2 separate regions of the Mus musculus genome follow, and region 1 is linked to region 2. Evidence: chromatin loops called from intact Hi-C (ENCODE). Cell type or tissue: heart. All regions are shown on one strand. Links, peaks and the distances in the headings refer to the core of each region. The heading gives the core; the rest is flanking DNA. Region 1 holds the start of Arhgap28 (Rho GTPase activating protein 28). Region 2 overlaps Arhgap28 (Rho GTPase activating protein 28).

Region 1 (11,405 bases), core at 4,003-9,002, 50 kb before region 2:
GTCCCTTATGTGACTCAGTTATGTCCGTCACATAAATAACTCATTGTGACTTGGCTGACTGGCTCTCATGGTGATATAATCTGCTTAACCCAATTACCAGATTGATCATAGAGCCCAGAATGGTTAATGAAGAAAAATAGCTCCAATCTCTCTTTAGAAACAGATGCCAAGGAAGTAATAGAGAAAGTCAGAGTGCTCGTAAAATTATGTCATTGTGAGAATATTCAGAAAAAGAAAGTTGTATGATTTGAGTAGTGACAATCAATGTTTAGAAATAATTAAGAGGAACCGTTTAGGATTCATTATCTTAACAGAGGATGTAGAATTTACACACCTTTTAGATACTTTAAAAAATACTTGTCTTGGGCTGGAGGGGCATATATTAAATGGTAGAGTGTTTGATGAAACACTGGATTCGACCCCAGCAGCACATGCCTGAGCATGCTGGTACATGCCTATAATCCTGGCGGCACTGGAGGGTCACAAGTTCAGGGTGTACGTTGAAAGTTTAACAAAGCCAGCCTAGGATACCAGGTAGTGTCTTAGGAACAAAAATAAGCAACAACAACAAAAACAAACTTGTTTTATTAAAGTGTTTCTTCTCCATCTAAACATGTTTGCGAACTCATCTGTTTCAGTCTTTCCAGAGGATTTGGGGTCCCAGTGAGGTGAAGTGAGCATGGCCAGGACCCTCTCTCTGCATTACAACTGGGTCTTCATTTCCTGAAGATCAGGGCACTAGATGACTATCCAAGCAGCACTTCTGTCAGATAGGCAGTAAGGCCAAGAGGGGCACGTCCCTTTTGTCCATGTGAAGGTTTTCATTAAATGTCCTGTTTTCCTCCATTTCCTTATAGAACTGGACATGCTGGGTTGTCTCTATACCTTGGAATCGTCAAAGCTGGGGCACCCTGCTATTCACTGATGTTTGGACTCCAAGGATACTTCTGGAAGGCTTGAAAGGGAGACCCCAGTGACTGGAATAATAAGAGAGAAGGAAGTGAATGCGCATTTATCAAGTGTGTATGATACTGTCTTAGTTAGGGTTTGTATTGCTGTGAGGAAACACCGTGGCAGAAAAGGAAGTTGGGGAGGAAAGGGTTTATTTGGCTTACACTTCCACAGCACTGTTCATCATAAAAGAAAGTCAGGACAGGAACTCAAACAGGGCAGAATCCTGGAGGCAGGAGCTGATGCAGAGGCCATGGAGAAGTGGAACTTACTGGTTTGTTCTCATGCATTGCTCAGCCTTCTTTCTTATAGGTCCCAGGACCATCAGCATACGGATGGTGCCACCTACTGTGGGCTGAGCCCTTCGCCATCAATCATTAATTAAGAAAATGCTCTATAGCTGGATCTCATGGAGGCATTTTCTCTATTTAGGTTCCCTCCTTTCAGATAACTCTAGGTTGTGTCAAGCTGACATCCGACTGGCCAGCACAGTTACGTTTACTAGTGTAACAGAAGTTTTAAAAGATAAGCTCTTTGCTTTTCTACCAATTTTGGTCAGTTCTCACATTTCAAATGAGGAATGAGAACAGTCTCATCAGTAAGTGGCAATCCTATTATCCAGACCCAGACTTGAATCTCTGGCCTTTTTGACTGTTCTCTTCTGTTCATTGAATAAGTGGAGTCTTGTTGCACCCAGGGTCCCCATATTCTGCAGATCTCTGATGGCTCTTCATGTCCACCTATTGACAGAGCTACAATAAATACAAAAAAAAAAAAAAAAAAAAAAAAACCCTGTTAATCCTCAATGCATTCTAAGAGCAGATAATGAGAATAAATTATACATACCCCTATACAGAAATAACTATGTGTCCAAAAAAATAAATGTAATTACCACTTAATTATTTTTATGTTAGTGGTATATAACCTTTAGCATACTAAGTAGGTTTATGAGAAGTTACACAAGGAAACATAAATTAAGCCCTACTTATTTACATCAAGTAAGGAAGTGTGCATTTTACATCTCAGGAAACCTTTTCTGTTAACACTTAAGAGCCTGGATTCAGACCTCAGAAATCCCGGAATAAGGTTGAGCGATGCTTTATCCTGGCCTGGGGTCCACAGTCCGGATGTAACTTGGTGCTGAGAACACTCGCTGAAGCATCTGTGGGCTGATGTTTTGACATCTACAGCAGAATAGAACCCTGATGCAAGGTAAGTTCCTTTCTTTCAAATGTGCAGAAACAGGTCTACAAACTAGCATGTTGCTCGGAGCCCCATGTTTTGCCGGTGTTGGGCTGGTGTGGACACCCATGTTTCCTGATTCTAAGCCCAGTACTTGGCACAGGAAACTCAAACTTGCTTCCATTTACCCTGTCTCCAACAAACAGGAAGTCCTATTTCAGAACGAATGCCCATGGTCCACTGTCCAGATAACTTTATCTTCCCGAAGGTCCTCGTGTGGACTCACTCCACAACCCGGCGAGTTGTCACTGCCCTAAGCTGTCATCCCTAGCCTGAAGGTCTTTTTGTTTTCAACCCTTGTCCCCACCTCTTCTCTTTCAATCCTGAGGATCAATTAGAATCAAACTCAGGGTCATGAGCCACATGCCAGACAGGTGTCCCACCTCAGAGCTCAGGCCCCCAAATGGATTTCATGGTGTCTATATTACTAAACTTGTTTAGGCTGAAAATTATTCACTGAGAAAACACTTGTACAGACCAATTTTTGTCTTTAGTGGAAAGCAGGACTATTCCAGTGCGGCCACATCAGCAGTTTCACTTAAGGGATTCTGCCCCACAAAGATTCTCCGGCAGGCCGATGTCTTGATGGAAGGATCATGCAGCACAGGTGATAAGGACAGCTTAGCAAGAGAGGGACTGTCTCTAAAGTTGTACCCATAGTAAAGGAAGAAGTATGTCGTGATTCAGGAACACTTAGCCATCACCACCCCTAGGTCTGTCTACCAAGTAGTGGTTACTAGACTCCAGAGAGCAGCATACAGCTACCATCAAGGTCACAGCTTCAGAGAGAAGAAACACCCCCTCCCTGTAGCAAATCAGACCGAGGATTGGTGCACACAACCTTTCTCCCCATCTCTCTAGATTTCCTGCTGGTTTCTCTCTTGTGTTACAGATGACCCGATCCAGCCCTTAGAGACTATAAGTCACATCAGGTCGGACAATCTGAAGGGTTAATGGAAGGAGCTTGAGTAACACATTGTGCCACACAACATGTGCAGTCTGGCATCTTTTTGCAACCTGAAAACTCAAGGATGCTGACAAAAGCTGTACTTTGTAGCTCACACACAAAAAATGGAAGTACACAGAGAACTTGTTTTTGTTGCTCGATTCAGTGCTATGAAGCAATATGAGTCACTTGGAAAAATCCCTTGGCTAGCTTGAAAGCTAAGAACCACTACCCTGAAGAGTACTATCTACTTTACCAATCCACTTGTATTCCAGCCATTCATTTCATTCATTCATTCATCCATTCATTCATTCATCACCAAGCCTTCTGACCTAGGTAGGGTTACTATTACTGGAATGAAACACCATGAGCAAAAGCAACTTGGGGAGGAAAGGGTTAATTTCCCTCCCAGTTCCAGTTCACAGTTCTTCATCAAAAGCAGTGAGGGCAGGAACTCAAGCAGGGCAGGAACCTGGAGGCAGGAGCTGAGGCAGAGGCCATGGAGGGGTGCTGCTCTCTAGCTTGCTCACCACGGCTTCTTCAGCATGCCTTCTTTAGAACCTAGGGCCACCTTCCCAGTGCCAGCACCACTCACAATGGGCTACCCCCACTCCCCCAGTCCCTAGTTAAGAAAACACTCTACAGGCTTGCCTACAGCCTGATTCTTATGGAGGCATTTTCTTAATTGAGGCTCCTTCCCCGCAGATGACCTCAGCTTGTGTCAAGTTGATAAACACTATCCAGCACACCTTCCTCTCTGGAGTGTGTGCTATGTGAAACAGGAGGGGCTCTGGGATATGAGAGAGAGAGAGAGAGAGAGAGAGAGAGAGAGAGAGAGAGAGAGAGAGAGAGAGACCAGTTCTTCCAGCAGCTTCCAGTTGAGTAGAAAGCACCAACTTGCTGGAAAATGGTAATTTGATCATGAGTTAGTGGTGGGTTTTCCCCTCAGGCTTTCTACTCCTTGGTGTTTCATTCTGAGAAGTTTCCTGGTTCCATCTGGCCTTTGGGGGAGGGGGGAGGTAAAAAAAAAAAAGACCACGACCTATTAGGAGTCACTCAAGTGGATGCCAGACCAGAGCAAAGAAACACACAAGGCATGGTCTGGAGAGTCTACCTTCATCACAGAGCAGAATGAAATTATTCCTGTAACAAAGCAAGAGCCATTTCTGGAAAGTGGCCGGGGAGTAAGAGGTGGGGGAGGGGGCTTTGATTGATGATCTCTAAGCGGTTTCACAGGGAGAGAATTTTGAAAGCAGTTCCAACCAGAAACACAATCAGGAGAAAGACTATATTGCACTTTTGGGTATGTTATATACAGTGTGTGTGTGTGTGTGTGTGTGTGTGTGTGTGTGTGCATGTGTGTTTATAATCTTCTCCCTTAAAAAGCCCCCTGAAAATAGCATTCATGGAGCCCGTGGCAATAAGGAGTACTTTTCAGACAGTCTGGAAACAGTATCTGTCAGGGACCACAACTGAGTGGAGGAAAGGGATGTTAGGAATGAGGTAAGAGTCTGGCGTTGCAGTCTTGAGGGTATGGGAAGGAAGCTCAGGCTTGCACGTGCAGAGGGAATGGCTTGGGCAGAAGGGAAATCGAATTCGCTGTCACTTAGACTAGCAAACGTCAGTGCCATTCAGCTCTTCAATTTCCGATTCAGATGAGAGTGTTACATTTAAATGAGAGTGTCACATTTTTCTCCCTTTCTTCCCCAGAGCACCCATTCCAGACCTAGCCTTTCTCCCCTTGCCTAAGGCATGGTTTCTGTCTCACTTCTGACTGCCAGGCAGGAAATGTTCCTAGCCATGGGATAAGCCTCCCGTCTGAAGGGGCCGAGGAGGAGGTTGAGAAGAGGAAAGGAGAAACAAAGGAAGAAAAACACAAACTTTACTAGAGCTGCTGGCTGGAGCCGCAAGCTCCAGGCAGGTTTCCAGTTTCCTAGAAGCAGGGATCCGTGGGCGTGGCCCTCAGTGTTTGTTAATCGGCCCGGTGTACTCTGTGGGCGTGCCCTCGGTGTATTAAGCTAATCTGTCTGTTGTACTCTGTGGGCGTGGCTCTTAGTTATGCTAATCGGTGCGCCTTGTTTTGTGGGCGTGGCCCGCGTTGTATGCTAATCTGCCGCTGTACTCTGTGGGCGTGGCCCTTGGGCGGGCGGGGCCGTCCTAGTCGCAGAGCCTTGGGGCGCCGGACGCTCGGGGCCGCTGACCCGCTCCCGGAGCTAGTCCACGTTGGTCTCGGTCTTTGTTCTGGGTTAGCGCGGGGACATGCGCCGCTGAGGATGGAGGTGGAGGACTCGGGCGGCGTGGTGCTGACCGCCTACCACTCGCACGCGCGCTCGCAACCGCAGGGCGCTGAGCCACGCTGCGCGTCCCGGGCCAGCCATCCGCTCAGCAGGTACGGAGCGGCACCGCGGGCCGCGCGCGCGCGCGCCGGGCGGGGCGGGGAGGGGGCAGCGCTTAGGCAAGTTTTTATGGAGTTGATAACTGAGACTGCTCTTTGTATGATCCTGATTGGAGATGAGAAACAGCCTGGGCAAAAAGTCTGTGTGTGGCTGGCTGAGGCTAGCGGGGTACTTGTAGTCTTGACGCAACTTTATCAAGAGTTAGATAAACATACCATTTCTGTGGAAGACTCTCACCATGTACTGGAGAAATTTTAAAATATTACCAAGAACCCAAACACAAGTCGGTTGAAAAGAAAAAAAGTTCTCGCAGACACTCAGATTAACTATTTGAAGCTAAAGTTTTTCTCAAAAGGAAACCTTCACTGACATAACAATTTCACTTCTACTGTAAATACCCTCAATTGTTTAAATACAGTGATGTCATTATTTGATGAGTGCCGGTGCCGATTGTATGCAACCAACGCAATTCCTGTTTATTTCTTTGGGTGACCATGTGCATTTAGTAAGCCAGGGATCTGGAGAACATTGCTCTGGCATGCCCATCTGTTCCGCCAAAGACGGATGGTCAAAAATATTCCAAATGTGAGATGGTTTGCTGTCTGGCGTGTTTAGGGGAAGTTCCTTTGCTATTCTCTACGACTATATCAGTGGACGTTTTTACTTATTTATTTTGAAGCCTACGCTAATGCGTGTTTTGATATCATCTCCTAATGGCATCTTACATCACTGTTATTTTCAATTACTTGCTTTTCCTCACACTCTTAACTTTATGTGATTATAATTACTGCTGTTTCCCAATTTAATTGATTTGTGACTATGTCACATAATATGCTTTGGACGGTATCCATGAGATGAACCAATCGCACTGGCTTAGGAATTATACTGGTCTTCGCTAACAAAGAAATTATTGTTTCTTCCAGAGAGAGCAGGTTGAGTCAAATCTCATTTTAAAACAGACAGTGAGAGATGTACCAGTTTTCTCCGGCAGTCGGAGTCACGCACATCATTTTGACTCAGCTTGAAGATACAAACTCTTCTTTGTATTGAGTGTGTAATTCTTTTAGAAGAAAGTACCATCTTGACTAAATAGATGGGATTGGATGCAAGGCAGGGGCCAGTTTTCTACATTCTTAAGTGGCTTGGGTGTAGCTTAAACCCTAGCAGCTGTCCCTGTGGGCATCAGCCAGATAGCTGAAAGCAAATTGGAGGGAGATTTTGTTTTTTATTAGCTCAGCATGTGGTCTTGTAGAATGGTAATGTGTGAGAGTGGGAGAGCTGACTGATATCATAGTCAGTTCTTTACCATAAACCAGTTGGGTCTAAGTTTATAATGTTGCCGATTGCCTTGTACTCCAGAGGACCCTCAGTTACTCCCTCCTCTGAGGCGGGGGATGGGAGTGTGCAGCCCTCCTTCCAGCCCCCCCCAGCAGAATTATGGGAGGATAGCTTAACTCCCTGGCCCTCAGTAGAAGCACTGAAAATAGAGGTTCCCGTGTTTACTAGGAGCTAGAGGATACTACATCATCCATCATGTGCCTGATAACAGAAATTATCAGGCCCAGTTATTAACCTTTGACTTACTAGCTACTGATCAATTCTTTCCTTCAAGCCAAGAAGCAAGAAGGTATTGTTCTGCTTTGGAAGAATGCACCCCTCTCATTCAGGAACATGCGTTCTTTAAACTTGCGAATGGATTTGGAGCCTACTGGTGGCACAGTGAGCAGTCTGGCTCTGGGAAAGTGGGCTCTGACTTCCCAAAGAGATCATTCATTAGCACTTGCTAAAGCTAAACCTTCCTCCTTCCTCCTCAGGCCCCTAGTGTACCTAGTTGTTTTGAGTTTGGGGTCTTATTTTTTTCTCCACCAAAACATATCTCCCACCATTATATCCAAACACCAGAGAAGTATCTGGTATAATGTAATAACCAAATAAATATTTCTTGAGGAAATTAGTGGGTTCCTACTAAAGATTTATAAGCTTGCCGAGATAAAATGGCAGGATTTTTAAGAGCCAGATTCAGCCTGCCTGCACAGACTGTGTGTTAGTAACCCATCAAGCCCTGAGAAACACAAAGATAAATGAGATGTTCTTCCTGCCATGAAAGTGTGGGCAGACCAATAGAATTGTCAGTAAAAGGATGAAACAATAGAACCTTTGGAAGGAATGAAGTGACACAATTTCTAGTATAAGAAAGTTCAGGTATAACCGGATTTCCAATTTCCAGTTAAGAATGGGGGGCACAGCAACTGGGGTCCATACTGCTGCCTGCCAACACTATGGGAAGCTGAGGGAGAGTAAAGGCTGCTCACTGTGCTGGCCTTGGGAGCCTCTGTTTGCCACGCTCTTTCTGCTGCTTCTCCGTAGTGAAGTCCGCCGTTCGATTAAATCTCTTTAGGGCCCGTCATTTGTTTATTTAATTTTGTTAAAGTAAATAACCAGCAAACTATGCCTATCAGGCCAGGCTTGGGGAAAGATTGTCAGACCTTGACTGTCTGTCGCCTGCATTAATGACCACCCTGTTTCAAGCAGGTGACTTGAGCTGCCTGGAGCACCGACCAACTGGAAAGAGATGGTGCAAATGCGGGTGATGTCCTTGGTGTGAAGTGGGTGTTCTTGGTTCTTGGTTTCTTATGAGAGAAGGGGGGGGGCTCCACTTAATGGGATCCATTTAAATATCTGAGTTTTACAGCTCCCATGTCAGACTTTGAAAGAGTTCAGGGAATCGCTTGTTCTTACCTTTTTGGATGGATGGATGGATGGATGGATGGATTGATTAATTACAGCTACATATGGCATATCATAAGTGAAACTACCTCCAATCTCAGTAGTACCTGCACTTTAGTGAGAATTCTGGGTACCTAAAAGACCCTGCATTCAGGTTGGCGAGCAATATGTCTTCTCCAGATTTCAATAACAAAAAATTATCAATATTTAATGTAGGTAAGCAGTTTGTGGTATTTAATGTATGGGCTATCCTTTGTTTCCTTCTAAGAGGGTCAGGACACAGAGAGCAAGCAATGTGCTGGTGAATAAAACAAGTTCCTGTTTCTTGGCCTTTGTCTGGGGGTGTTCGGGGCACTTGAAATAACACTGGCTTTCCCTTTGAATCCTTCTGTGTTTCCTTCAGAATTCTTGGTTGTTTTCTGTGATCACTGCCATCAGGGCTCCTTGACTCTATGACTGGGTATAGCCTGGGTCGACTTGATGACTGATTCTCATGCCCACTTTCTCCTGTCACTGTTGTCTTTTATGATTTCCTCGGGAGTTCATTTAGATGACTCGACAGTCTTTCTTTGCTCTAACTTCTCAGAAGGCAAGCGCCAGTCTCACAGAATCTGTCTGTTTTATTGGGGGTGGGGGTGGGGAGGGGGTAAATAGATGAGATTCAGCAAATGTCTGATCTAGGCAAATAAATTGTTGAAGTTAGCTTCAGCATCATGCTTTTTAGAAAGGCCCAATCCGATACTGAGAATCCTGAGAATGTGGAGAAACATCAAAAATACTTTTCACGTATAAAGAGATTTAGCCAACCGCCATGCTTGTTGCCTGAATTTTCAAGGATTTCCTTAGTTATATGAAGTAACGATGTGGACATTTGTGTGTGTGTGTGTGTGTGTGTGTGTGTGTAAGTGTGTAAGTAGGTGGGTGATTATATCCTGAGAAAAATAAAACCAGAGTAGGAGACAAATATCTTTTTCTCATAAGTCAATGGAGGCTGAGCCCATATGCGCTTATGCTTAGACAAAGGGCAGCCAACTCTAGGGGATGGCGGGCTGCTCGTTCTAGAAGGCTCGGAAGCAGTAATGGAAATGGAATTCTTAGATGAGGGTAGGTATTTATAGGCCACTTTTTATGTTGTGGTTGAAAGCAGAGCTGAGGTCTCTGGTTTCCTTCATGAACTCCCTGCTGAGTGGAGGTGCCTCCATCTGTAGAACTGGGGCTAAACATCTGGTGTATTTCCTTTGATCCTCTCATTAGGCTAAGCATTTGGCCGGTTGCTCTATCCACTTTTAACCTATTCACTTCTCCCTGATCCTTACTCGCCAACGTAAATACAAATACTCAGCAAGTTTAGCGTGATCTGAAAGTACCTCTTCCCCCCTCAACTTCTAATTTGCATGATGTACAGTTACATCCTGCTTGAGCCAGGATTGCCCATGGGCTCTCTTCTGCAGCTGGCCCACTACTCACCCAGACTCCTTAAAATGTTAGCGTGTTGCAAAACCAGCCTTGTAATGGTCCAAACTGAAGAAAATAACCAAGGCCTACTACAGTTAACTAAACCACAGATGATATTCTTATTTCACTAGTTTCCTTGCTAGAATTAATTTTCTGGTCATAGAGTTGAATCCAAGATCCCACAGTGATCTCAACTACATCCCCCCAAGGCTCCCCTCAGCTGTGGTAATCTGTCTTTTATGACCCTGGCAGTTGTTACAAGCTTATTGGTGATTTTATAGGAAGTCACTTTTAGTGAGTTAGCCCAATGTGTTCTTCTTTTGAATTCAGTGAGAGCATGAGGAAGTGACAATGGACCATCCTGTCAGGTCCATGACACTAATGATATCCTAATGATGTTGATTTTGGTCACCTGGGTTCATGATACTAGCATTTCCTAATTATGTTGGTGTTGGTCACCTGGGTCCATGACACTAGAACGTCCTAATGATGTTGATGTTGGTCACCTGGCTGAGATGGCATTGCTTGGCTCACATACCACAAAGTCATCATTTTCCCCTTTGCAGCGAGTCTTCATTCTCCTGGAAGTATTTTATACAAATATCTTTTTTCCCCAAACTATCATGTACTGATTTTAGCATCTGTCTGTGGATCACAGAAGCAAAAATTACTACTGGGAGTTTTTTTTTCCTTGTTTCATCTGGATTTGACTTAATTTATGTTTCATGAAATGATACACTTATCATTCTTTCTAAACTTATGACTTTTGTGTGCATCGCTTCTTCAAACTGAACCCCATAGGCGTGGGCATCAGTGGTCATGTAATGAAATGGTTTAGCTTTACCTTGCTTGGCTTCATGAGGATATTAGGAAAAATTTCCTAATTTTTCAAGTTCCTTTATTTTATTTTATTTTTTTTATTTTTGGAGGGGACTTTTTACTGAATCTTTAAGAGGAAAAAAAATCACAGAGATGCTAGATGAAATGTTCTGTGAGAGACTGTAGTTATTAAACCTCATCTCTTTATTCCTTAAAAGTGTCTAGACACCTGGTGGACCTTTCATGAGATGTTACCTGGATGTCTGCAGATGTATTTTAACCCAAGTAAACATCCCAATTTATGTATAATCAAATTTTCTTTTTACTCTTGTCAAGCCAAGCAAATGACTTTTGGAGTAAATGCCATGTTCTTATTTCCCATCCATACAGTCTCCAGCTATCGGCTCCAGCTGGGAATCAAAGGCAGATATTAGGGATAAAGGAATATTTCTTAGAAGGAAGGTTGGCTATTAAATTCTGCCCATGTAAAAAGCTGAATTCATTTTTAAATCTCTTTATATGAAAATACCAAGTTAATCACATCCTTAAGTAGTGTGAGAATGAACCTTTTCTTGATTGTTCAAACAAACAAAACAAAAACCCAAACCAAACAACCAAACAGACAGAAACAAACAAACAAACAAAATTCAACCAACCAACCATACAAACAACCAAAATGAGGGCCAGAAAGATGGCTCAGAGGGCAAAGGTGCTCGCTGCCAAGGCTGATGACCGGATTCAGTCCCCAGGAGCCTCATGATGAAAGGACAGCAATGACTCCTGCAGGTTGTCATCTGACCTCTGTATGCATGCAGTGGGACATGAATGCATACATGCTCATGCCCACGTGCACACAAACAAATAAACAC
Region 2 (11,405 bases), core at 2,259-7,258:
GTCTTTCTAGTTAGAGTGTGTTTCCTGTGGGTGGTGGATATGTGCAAACTCTAGTTGCCCACTATTTCCTCTTCACATTTCCCCCCATCTTTTCTGGCCTTCTTTTTGGATTCTTGAAAAAAATATATTTTTTAAATCCTTTTTTGTTTTTGTCTTGTCTTTCATGATACATCTCTTTGTTCAGTGCTTTTATACTTTACACTACCAGACTTTAACTCTCCATAACATTTTCACTGACTGTGTAAGGCCCTGATGCCTTTGTGATTTTGCTTTCTCCATCCTGAACTGCTGGCTGCCATTGCCACACAATGCACTTGCAGCATCCGTCACACGCTGTATGATAATATTGTTGCTATTCTTGTTTTAAGTCACTCTTAAGAGAAATAAAAAGCAAGAAAACAGTTTCTTTTTGTGTTCCCTCTCCACCCCCCCCCCCCAAAAAAAGCTTTGATTCTCTGGTTTTATTCCAAGTTTCCATTGAGTATCATTTTGCCAGAACTTAAATCCTCTCCAACACTTCTTAAAGGGCAGAGTGGCTGCCTGTGCGTCCTCTGTGTTCCTGGGTATGTCTAAGACATTATTTATCCCGTTTTTATTTTCCAAGAAAATACTCTACTGGATATAGAATTAGAAGCTAAGTATTTTTTTTTTCTTTCAGCCCTCTAGAGATGCCCTTTTCCTGCCTTTGGCTGTAGCTTCTTCTGATGTTGCTTTATGCTCCCTCTTTCCTAGTCCTTATGGACGTAGCTTCTCTGTCTCTACTCTGTTGCTTCTGGTATTTGTTCTTGATTTGCTTTTCCGTGAGGGTATCATGGCACGAGACTTTGGTTTTCTTTTCCTTGTCTTTTCTTGGAGTTCACCAAATTTCTTCAAGCTATGATTTATCATTTCCAACAGATTTGGGGTGGGGGATTTCAACCGCTATTTTTTAAAATTGGTTTCCTTCCCTATCTAGGACTCCATTAACTGGTCTGTTAGATTACTCTTTGTCCCACAGGTCACCGGGAAACTCTTCAATTCCTGCACCCCCTTCCCTAACCTTGTCTGTTCCAGTTTTTTTTTTTTTCATATTGTTTAGTCTTCAAATTTATTGGACTCTTGTTTTGTGACTAGTCATGGACTGATAAGCCTGCCCAATATATTCTTCATTTCAGACACATCTTTCATCTCCAGAGAGTCTCAAGGTTCCTGTCTTCCATCTGTCCCTTCATGTGTTTCCTTTTAGGCGTTTTCGTAATCTGAGCATGTTTACACTTGGGCTTCCATTTGCTGGTGTGTGAGGTCCTCCATCCAGCTGTGTCTAAATCCCTGTGCCCGTCCTTCCTTTCTTTCCTTGTATGGGAGTTACGTTGGCTTGAATGCTGGGCTTGTGTTCGTCTTGTTGCTGTTTAGTGCAAGATAAGTGAAGGTTTTGTCTTATTTCCATTAAAATGTTTAGGGCAGACCTAGAGTAGCCTTTCAGAAATGACTGAGCTTCACCAAAGTAGACTTCTGAGGTCGTGACCTAAAAGCCCCAGTCTCTCTGACAAAGACTTTCTATTCCAACTGGACAAGGCTCACATGTCAGCCAGGCAAAGGGGACTTGGGGATTGTTTAACTTATAGAAACTCATTTGTTTTTTGTCAGACTCCATAAAGTTGACCCTGAACACCGTGACCTGATATTCAGCCTCAAACCCAAGGAAATGCCTTGTGGATTCTTGAGCTCTTTGTCTGCCTCCCTCCTTCCTGTCTGGCACTTGGTGCTTTCCCTCGCAGATTCTTTCTGCCTGAGCCTCCCAGAATGCCATTCTGTGCCCCCAGCTGGAGGAGACCACAGTGCTCTTGAGTTTGGTCTCCCTCTGCAGTCGGAGCCTCCTGTCAGACAGAGAGAGAGCTGGGATTAACTCCCAGAAAGCCCTGCTTGGTCCCTCGTCTTTGGACCGTATCCGATACTTCCTGTGTCTAATATCTGTAAACAGTTTCTTAGACTTAATCTGGTTTCCTACTTGTTTATAGTTGAAGGGACAATCTCATCAGTTTATGAGGACATGCTAAGAGTCTTCTAGACATTAAGGCACCCTTGGAGACTCTCTACAGAATAGTGCAGGAGATTACTGCGTGCAGGATCAGCTGAAGTGTTCAGATTGAACCCAGGACTGTGGAGGCACGTCCCAGACAGGTAAGGGGTATGACAGTTGAGAGGTAAGGGGCGATTTGGGACTCTCACTCTTTGTGAAACCCTTTCCTACGTCATCTTTCATGTATCAAGTATGTGGCTCGGGGGCAGCTTGTGTGTTCAGACTCTTCCAGGTATAAGAAGGAATCCCCTATTGTACGACGGGTTTAAACATCTCTGTCCATTCAAATGTGTTCTGTTTGATTTTGTTTCTCTAAATCTGAGCTGTCGATTGGGGAATTTCTAAAAGTACTACGTTAAGGGGCTGGCGTTTATGATTTATTTAATTATTGCCACGACCTAACAAGGTGGTCCTTTTCATTCATGAAGAAGGCACAGCTCAGAGAGATTGAGAAGTTTGTCTGAGCTCATACAGCTGGAAGTGGACTTAAACCCATGCCCTTCTCACTTGGTGCTTTGCATTCTGCTTTTGAGACAACGTTGCATGTATCCCAGGCTGGCCGCCAGCCAGTTCATTTTCTAGCGGAGGATGCTCTTCTGGTCCTCTTGCCTCTGCCTCCCTGGTGCAGGTCCTTACAGACATGTTCCAGGAAGGCTCATTTTCCGTGGTACTGAGGATGAAACAAACCCAGGGCTCATGACTACTAAGCAAGCACTCTTCCAACTGAGCCATGTCCTTAACCTGTGTACTTGGCAAGTTTAATATCAGGCTGTATGTCCCTCCCTTGTTACATGCTACCTTTGTGCCACAGTGATTTCCATCTGTCTTCGTAGCATTTGAATCAGTTGTAGACTATGAAGGTTAACCTACCAATCTGTGTCTTCTGAGCACAGCCGAGCCTCTCTGCAGCAAGTTAGGATGGAGAAAAAGAGCAAGAGATACTGTCTCTGTTACTCGCCTTAAAAAAGAAATAGTCCTGCCCTCTTGGAATTAATGTAACAATTCAAATATTCCTCTGTGGAGATGAACCCCTCCGTGTGACTTTGTTTTCCCTGCTTTATTCCTTACAGGTTAGTTATTGGAGCCAGCTCGTAGGAAAGTTTTACCCACTATAAGGCAGCACACAAGAACAAGGAAAACCATTTTTTTATTGTGATGTGTGTGTACTTGGGATCTGTGGACAGCAGGCACAGTTCTGTGATATTTGTTCCTTTATTGTCAGACCTATAAATTCTCTTCTCCTACAAGACAGATCTTTATATGTTCTGTCCTGTAGAAGACATTTATTTAATACTAGCAATGTTAGATGTTCCCCAGTTATTGATAAATTGCATTGAAGTGAGACTTGCATAACAACAAAAACAGCCTACCAGAGTCTTGGCCGGCTCCCCGACTTTATCTTTTTATTCACCAATCAAATACGGTGGGTGCAGGTCTTGATTAAGTGTGCCAGAAAGGGGGCAGTAAAGGATTTCTACCGCAGCTACCTGGCCACAGAGCAGCATGCCAGGGGAGGAATGCCAGAGCTTCTGGGTGCTTCAAAGAGCCCCAGCCTCCCCTCCTCCAGCTCCAGGCTGAAGTTGCTGTTCTGGAAAAGGCAGAGTTAGTGCCTTGATCACCTCGTGGAGCTGAATTCACAAACCCTGTGCACTTTCCAGGCTGGAAGCTAAATGCAAGCTTGAGAAACCCAGCAACTGCTAAAAATCCATTTCAGAACTCCTTAGAGTCTGTAGTCAGGCAATTAAAAATGCCTCCAGCGTTTGCAGTTCTGAGCAAGAGGAGAAACTAGAGGAAGAAGAGGGGGAATCCTTTCCTTGAAAAGTGAGGTCATAGAGACAGACAGGTGAGAGCAGTTCCTTGTGGACGCAGAGATTCTTCTGCGGTTCCTTTCTGTCTGCAGAGGATGCAGCCGTCTTCTCACACATGACCCAGGTGCTTGCCCTTCTACAGAGGCGAAGCCCTGGCTTCAGTGGAGTCTGGTGTTATTTCACCACCTTCCTCTGTTCTTTGGAGACTTACCATGCTAAATCTGTAGGAGGTTTACGGATAAGATCGGACTGGTTCTATTTGGGAACTGAAATGACGTCATTCAGAGTCAGCAATTCTAAATATTTATTTTCCCACTATTACCACTTACAAGGACAGCTTAATGGGATTAGTCTCATTTTACATTAAAAAGCGGGAGCCTGAAGAGTCCAGAGGAAAAGAGTGGGCCAGGGAAGTTCTCTTCCTGAAGGGAACAGAGAGGCCTCCCGAGAAGTAGGGAACAGTGTGCCACATGACCTTTTCATGTGCACTCTGTGAAGAGTCGGATCTCTCTTAGTCTCTACATGAAATGGACAAATACCTAATGAAACCACTTTCTTCCTTACACGTGGATCCATGAATAACCATCAAGGAATTTGTCTGCCGTGACCTCGTCACAGGCAGTAAAGAGAAAACCTAAACAGTGGATTGTTTCATATGCCATCTTCTCCCCCAGCAAGCTTGTATCAAACATTAGTAAGTGGATCATAAGAGCCACAAGGGACCCAAGTCTTTATTCTTCATGTCAAGGTAATGCTCTTAAAAAAAAAATATTCAGTGAGTCTCCTGACACCCTCTCCGGGGTATACAGGGCTCAAGAGAACAAGCTTAGAGGTTTAACAGAAGCAGGCGTGAGAAACTCGAAGGTCAAGTTTTCTTCAGTGAGTTAACGTCTTTCTACTGAGCGTTGCACCTATGAAGGTCCCGTGTATATTCCTCACTTGACTCCCCAGAACAGCAGCCCTGAGTGTGGGTGGATTTGGGAAGCATGATACGAGCAAGAGACAGAAAGACACAAACTGCACAGTCCTCCTCACACACTGACCCTGTTGTATGTTATGTGCATGTGTGTACGTGTGCACTCATGTGGACAGAGCCTCACAGAAACTAGGAAGGAGACCAACGCAGGGCAGCAGGAGGTGATCAAAAAGGATGGGGGTGGATATAGGACACAGAGGAAAGGAGACGGGAAGGGGGCCAGGTCATAAGGGGTCAGAGGTGAGGGGGGAGATGCGCATGTGGGAAGGAGAATCACTAAAATGCACTGTTTAAAAATCTCAATGAGATCTAAACCTTCTCGCTAGTTTAAATCATAAAAATAAAAGTGAACGTACAGCTCTGATTTTGAAGTTGTTTTCAAAAGCTTTTCCTCTCACGCCCCCTGGGATTTCCTCCATGGAAGTGGCTGTGTGCACACACTACTGTGGCGTGGTGCCTGTGCGTCTCATATCCCATACATATTCCAGACATCTGAGATCTACTCTAAGATTTTAGAGCTCAGATTTTTTTTTTTCTTTTTTAAAGACTTTGGGACATTTGCACATCCCTGATCAGAACATCTGAAACTGGAAGCCCCGACCTGATGGGCTGCTCTAAAGATTCCAATTTGGGGGAGCCATTCAGATTTGGGGTTTCAGACAGATGCTCAGCCTGAACTCATGTCAGTCAGGCTTAACTGTCAGTCAAACACTGTGCCTGGTTTTGTCAGGAATGGCGCACTTAGCCTCTCATTCACGTAACTGATTTCTTTTCCACTCACTGACATGGATTTAGTGATGTTAGGTGCCAAGCACAGTTCATGGCACTGGAACTGTTCAGCTGGAGAGCAAGGGAGTGTCCTACCTCTCCTTAAATCTTCATGCTCACGGGCAGTTGCGTAGCATGCAAACAAAGTTACCCTTTTTAATTAAAATCATTTTCTCCTGTGCTGGGAATTGAACCCGCGTTCCAGAGCAAGCTAGACAAGTGCTCTACCACTTAGCTACAGCTCTAGCTTGTAATTTTTGAGAGGAAGTATGCTGGCTTTTAAAAATCTAGCTACTGCTGTCTGATAAGTCTGTAATAGTTAGGAAGTTAAGCATCATGCTGCGATTACAGGATGGTCGTGTGTGTGTGTGTGTGTGTGTGAGTACATGTGTGTGTGAGAGTATATGTGTGTGTGTGTGTTGTGTGAGTGTGTGTGTGTATTGTGTGAGTACATGTGTGTGTATTGTGTGAGTATATGTGTGTGTTGTGTGAGTACATGTGTGTGTGTTGTGTGAGTATGTTTGTGTGTTGTGTGAGTATATATGTGTGTGTACGTTGTGTGAACATATATATGTGTATGTGAGTGTATATGTGCATGTGTGTGAGTGTGTGCTTGTGTTTTGTAATCATATATGTGAGTGTCTATGTGCTTATGTGTGAGTGTCTGTGCATATGTGTGAGTGTCTATGTGCATATGTGTGAGTTGTGTGAGCATATATATGAGTATGTGAATGTAATTGAGTGTGTATGAGTATGTGTGTGTGTGTGCGTGTGTGTTGCTGGGGATGGAACACAGAGCTTTCTGCATGCCAAGCCCGGTTTTCCACTGATCTGACTTTCAGATGAGCCTAAGCATGAGACCTTTTACATTCACTGCTCGCACTTCTCACAGTGACTTTGCAGAGTAAGCGTTATTAGTCCCATGAACTCAGATGAACAACTTGGAGGTCCAGAAGAGACTGGATTGTGTCAAGATCTTAGAAGCTTTCAGTGGCAAAGCTCTCTGCAATCAAACCCTTACCTTCTGACCATAGGCGCAGTTTGTGTCTGCATTATGGCTCGGCACATATTGAATTAATCAGCCACAAATTCTTTTCCCTTCTACATTTCACATTAAAAGTCTGAAGAGAGAAACGCTTCTATATCACAAGAGATCCAGCTTTTGCCTCCGACTCTTACAGAACTTTTAATAGAGCCCGTGTCTACTTAGGGAAGGCATGGCTCTAGATCTCAGCCTTCACCCACTGCCACGCTTCTCCAGGTCAGCCTTCCTACTGCTAATTGCACTTTGAAAGTAAGTCTTCCTTGGGGAAATGGATGGAAGTTTGAGCTCAGACACAAACAGGAAGACGGTGAGGCAGGCAGCTTTTGTCCGGCAAGCACAACCTCCTTAAATAGCTGAAGCAAGAAGGGAGTAAGTTCTCCACAGAGCCCAGAAACTCTACTGCCCTTTGTTCCTAGGCCACAGGGCCCAGCCGTGCTTGCTTGTCCTCTGGGGACAGGGCAGCACTTGGTGGTGTGTGGAGAAGGCTGGCTGGAGATGGCTCCCCTGCCTCCAGGTCCTGAGAGCACAGCATGGTAGAGCTGTACTGTGCCTCTCTCAGAGTGCTGTCAACGAGCTTTTTTGCCCTGCTGACCGGTGGTAAGTCTTGATGCTTCTTCCAGCATCAACTCAGGCTTTGGATTCCTTTCTGAGGCTTTAAAAGGAGGAGCAGAGTTGGCTGCTAGGGCCGTTTGTGAAGTCCAGTTTCCAGTGGATGCTTTAGTGGCTCTGATGATAATCATCTTGGTAGTTTATGGGTACACAGTGTGATGATTCTAAGTTGTGATCTTTTCAGTCCCTTAAAGCAGGTTGTTTTAAAATTTGATGGTATTAATGTGAGCTGCTAATACTCGGTATAGAAAGAAACAAAGTAAATCTTGTTACTAATATGGAAGACTGGTTTCTAATAGATGTCTTAGCAGTGAATGCCCTGAAGGCTCTCTGTTGCAATTCCGGGGGTTTGAGGTGGGTGGCTTGAAACAATCTAATCCAATCGCTCCAGGTAGCTAATTTTAGTAACATTTACTGAAGTAGACTTGGGCCAGGTGTTCCACCCGGGTGGAAACACTTTTCTTCTCTAGTCAGGGTAACAAGCCTTTCAGCTTGATTTCAGTTCTGGGACAAAGGACATCACCATCCAGGAGTGGCCTTTGCTCTGGTCCCACAGAAGGTGGGTGGGTAGGACCTTCATTCTGTACTGCTCCACAGGGTAGCCTTCTGCCCTGGGGTTTGGGGACTTTGAGTTTGGACGATCCGTATCTGTTCCTTGCATCTGCCCTTCCTTTCCCTGGTCTCTGTCTTGCTTCCTGTGTGCAGGCTCCTCCAGATGAATTAGCACCCATGTTTACTGTGTCATGAAACCCAGGCCTAATGAGCGTAATTGCAGGGGCTTTCGATGCAGAAACACAAGCGCTGGCTCTCAGCAAACCTTCCCTGGTCCTGTCCGCACTGTGTATCGGCGGACACAGGGGCCAGGGGAGGCAGGACAGCTTGGGCTTTGAATTTTATTTCCTTTAAATTACTTTTAAGTCCTGTGATGGAGTGGGTTTTTTTTGTGGTTGTTGTTTTGTTTTGTTTTTTTAACTTAAATACACTATCTTTATATTTTAAGATCTGCATCCACTGTTACTTTGTTTTAAAATTGTTCTAACTTTTGCATTTGGTAATCCAAAAGTAAAGATCACTTGGACCCCACCGCACTTTCTTTTTGGAGTCTCTGGGAGACTCCAAAAAGTCCCCCCCCACACACACACACCTTGATGAAATGTTGCTTACTTTATAATGTATGCATTAGTGAGTGGTTACAACTTTTATCTCGGATTTCGGTCATAAACAAAAGCACCTGAGAATTACAGACCCAGGGTGCCGTAAACATTTCCAGCACGAAGCCTAGGGTGGGATTATTAGCTTGACTCCCTCATTTCTGAAAATAATGACTAGCTTTATAAATTCATTAAATTTAATGATTAAAATAATTTTTAAAGAAATGACTTGTGCCCCAGTGGGCATCTCCTAACCGGAGCCCTACCTTAAGTCTTTAAGCAATAATGAATTCGCTTCACATGTGTTCTTTCTCACAGCCGGGGTTCTGTGTATAATTACCACTGCCTTCCAGCCACTACCTTTGGACAGGTATCTGTCTTCTACAGACAAAATTTCGTAAAAGGCCCCTGCTAAACTGCAGGCTAAAGATTCATTAACTAGCAGTTGAGCTAATCCAAAGCAAAATATGACTAATGTTTAGATTTGGGACTGTAAACAAAGGACTTTGTATGATCATAAAGGAAGAGAAGCATGGGGTTGGGGCAGGACCACACTTAGCCACTTGGGGCGGGGCATCTTTTACAGATAAGGGACTCCAAAGATGTGGCACAGTCACAGTAGGGCTTATTTGCCAAGGTGCCGCCTGAGTCTAAAAAATAAATAAATAAAATAGCCTGTAAGCCGAGCTAAAGGAGAATCTGTGGCTCTCAGAGGTAAGGGGACGACTAAGTCAAGATTTACTGGAAGACCATAATTTGAGCTGCCTGCAGGACTGCAGGTTTTGTGTCTGGTTAGATTAGGGCTAGAACTGAGAGGAATGCAGTGCCCTACCCGGGAGCCTTCTGAAACTCGAGGGGGAAACAGTTAAGCAGAGAAGTGCAATGAGGGCACAGAGGTCAGGAGATGCAGAGGTGAGATGCTTGGAGCTCTGAGTTATATTGATGCTCAGTGATGAGACCAGTCAGAGACAGATGATTGTATCCAGGACAGTCATCCCTACACTTATCTGAGCAGAAGGAAGGAGAGGCTGAAAAGGGGGTCATTTCCTAGGGACACGGACACTTGTAGAATATTTAAGGAGAAAGATAAAAGATTTAAAAACAAATAAAAAAAATAAACCACACTGGAGATTGTTTGGCAGGTTGACTTAGATGGATGCTCATTGTTAAATGACATCAGTGAGGCAAAAACAATAGGCTTGGAAGAACCCATTTTACCGAGCAAATTTCGAGGAGTAGGCAGGTAAACATGGAGCCAGAGGGCCGGGAAGATTAGCCTGAGCCCTCTGCAGTTGCTAGCGGTGTTGATGTGAACATAGTCCTTGTGCATGCTCGTGCCAAAATCAGCGTCCAACAGGTAAGTGGATTTCCTTCTTGGCTCCATTGAGGTCACACCACAGTAGACTTCTCAAGAACCCAAGAATCGTACGTAGTGGGGATTCGGAGCGGAGGCAGCCCGTGGTTTGCTTAGCAGGATCGGTCGGGCGTGGTTCAGTGGTTCTGTTCATTAGAATGGTATGGGACTCTCTGGAGCCCAGATAAGTGGGCGGTGTACATGGCTTGACCCGGGTATTCCATCCTGCTCCCCTCTGGGCAGAATGCCTTCCATAGTTGTGGGGAGGAAAGCTGGGGGACTGGGGGCTTCAGCAGCACTCTGGAAGGCACTTCACTGTGTGCCCAAACGTCCAGAACCTCAGCAGTATGGAGAGAACCACAGTGACCTTAGAATAGTCTAGATAGACAGAGGCTCTGTAGCCAAGACAGTGGAAGCGGTGGCCTATTTATTTCTTATCCACCATGTATTTATTTCCCTGTTTTTCTTTAATCCATTGTTTCTTGCTCCCTTCCTGTTTCTTTTTGCCTCGATTCCTCCTTCCATCCCTTCTCCCTCCCTTCCTTTCTTTTTTCAGTAGGGTTTTCCCAGGCTGGCCTTGAACTAGCAATCCTCCTGCTTCAGCCTCCAAAGTGCTGGGGTTACAGGTGTATACCACTGTACCTGGCCATGGAGCTTCTTTTATGGTAGAGAATGGAATGCTTGCCATTCTTTCCTTTTAACCTTTGCCAACCATGAATAATTCAGTAGGAATGAGTCTGCCTGTATACACTGTGAGAACATCATGGGCTTTGTCCTATGGTTTCTCCCTGCAAGTTTCTCTGTGACAACATTAACCCACCCACATCCTTTTAAGTTACTCTGTACTAGGTCCAATTTTCTTTTTTCTTTTTAATTAGATAGTTTCTTCATTTACATTTCAAATGCTATCCCCTCTCCTAGTTTCCTCTCCGAAAATTCCCTATACCCTCTCCCTCCCCCTGCCCCCCACCCATTCCTGCTTCCTGGCCCTGGCATTCCCCTATACTGGGGCAAGACCAATGGTCTCTCCTCCCATTGATGGCCGACTAGGCCATTCTCTGCTATATATGCATGTAGAGACATGAGCTCTGGTGGTACTGGTTAGTTCACATTGTTGTTCCTCCTATAGAGCTGCAGACCCCTTCAGCTCCTTGGGTACTTTCTCTAGCTCCTTCATTGGGGACCCTGTGTTCCATCCAATAGATGACTGTGAGCATCCACATCTGTATTTGCCAGCCACTGGCATAGCCTCACAGGAGACAGCTATATCAGGGTCCTGTCAGCAAAATCTTGTTGGCATCTGCAATAGTGTCTGAGTTTGGTGGTTGTTTATGGGATGGTTCACCGGGTGGGGCAGTCTCTGGATGGTCCTTCCTTCAGTCTCAGCTTCGAACTCTGTCTCTGTAACTCCTTCCATGGGTATTTTGTTCCCCCTTCTAAGAAGGAACGAAGTGTCCACAGTTTGGTCTTCCTTCTTGAGTTTCATGTAATTTTCAAATTGTATCGTGGGTATTCTAAGTTTCTGGGCTAATATCCACTTATCTGAGAAGCACTGGACTCTTCCCAAGATGCCAGCAGTGCCAGAGCCCTTGGCTCCTCCCTCTGCTTTAATGTGAGCACTTCTTTCCAGATTGC

What was found. A loop is a pair of places that touch in the nucleus more often than their neighbours do. Peaks named below come from ENCODE experiments on the same cell type or tissue, not always from the same donor. Only the 100,000 strongest peaks of a DNase experiment are listed, where the experiment ranks them.
Region 1: it touches region 2 in a loop (2.2-fold over the local background); 5 of 42 quality-filtered maps call a loop at or near these places.

Annotation. Positions count from the first base shown.
Region 1 is chr17:67,998,018-68,009,422 of GRCm38, reverse strand. Arhgap28 (Rho GTPase activating protein 28) reads left to right here and starts at 5,315. Exons shown (of 18, transcript NM_172964.4): 1 at 5,315-5,528. The coding sequence starts at 5,413. In heart, for the core only: a CTCF peak has its summit at 6,510; a DNase peak (open chromatin) is centred at 5,232; H3K4me3 peaks cover 4,130 bases; H3K27ac peaks cover 3,179 bases.
Region 2 is chr17:67,946,386-67,957,790 of GRCm38, reverse strand. The region is part of intron 1 of Arhgap28 (Rho GTPase activating protein 28); the gene reads left to right. Among named protein-coding and RNA genes, the nearest start is that of Arhgap28, 52 kb to the left of the region's middle. In heart, for the core only: a CTCF peak has its summit at 5,251; no DNase peak of the experiment used is centred there; H3K4me3 peaks cover 398 bases; H3K27ac peaks cover 2,589 bases.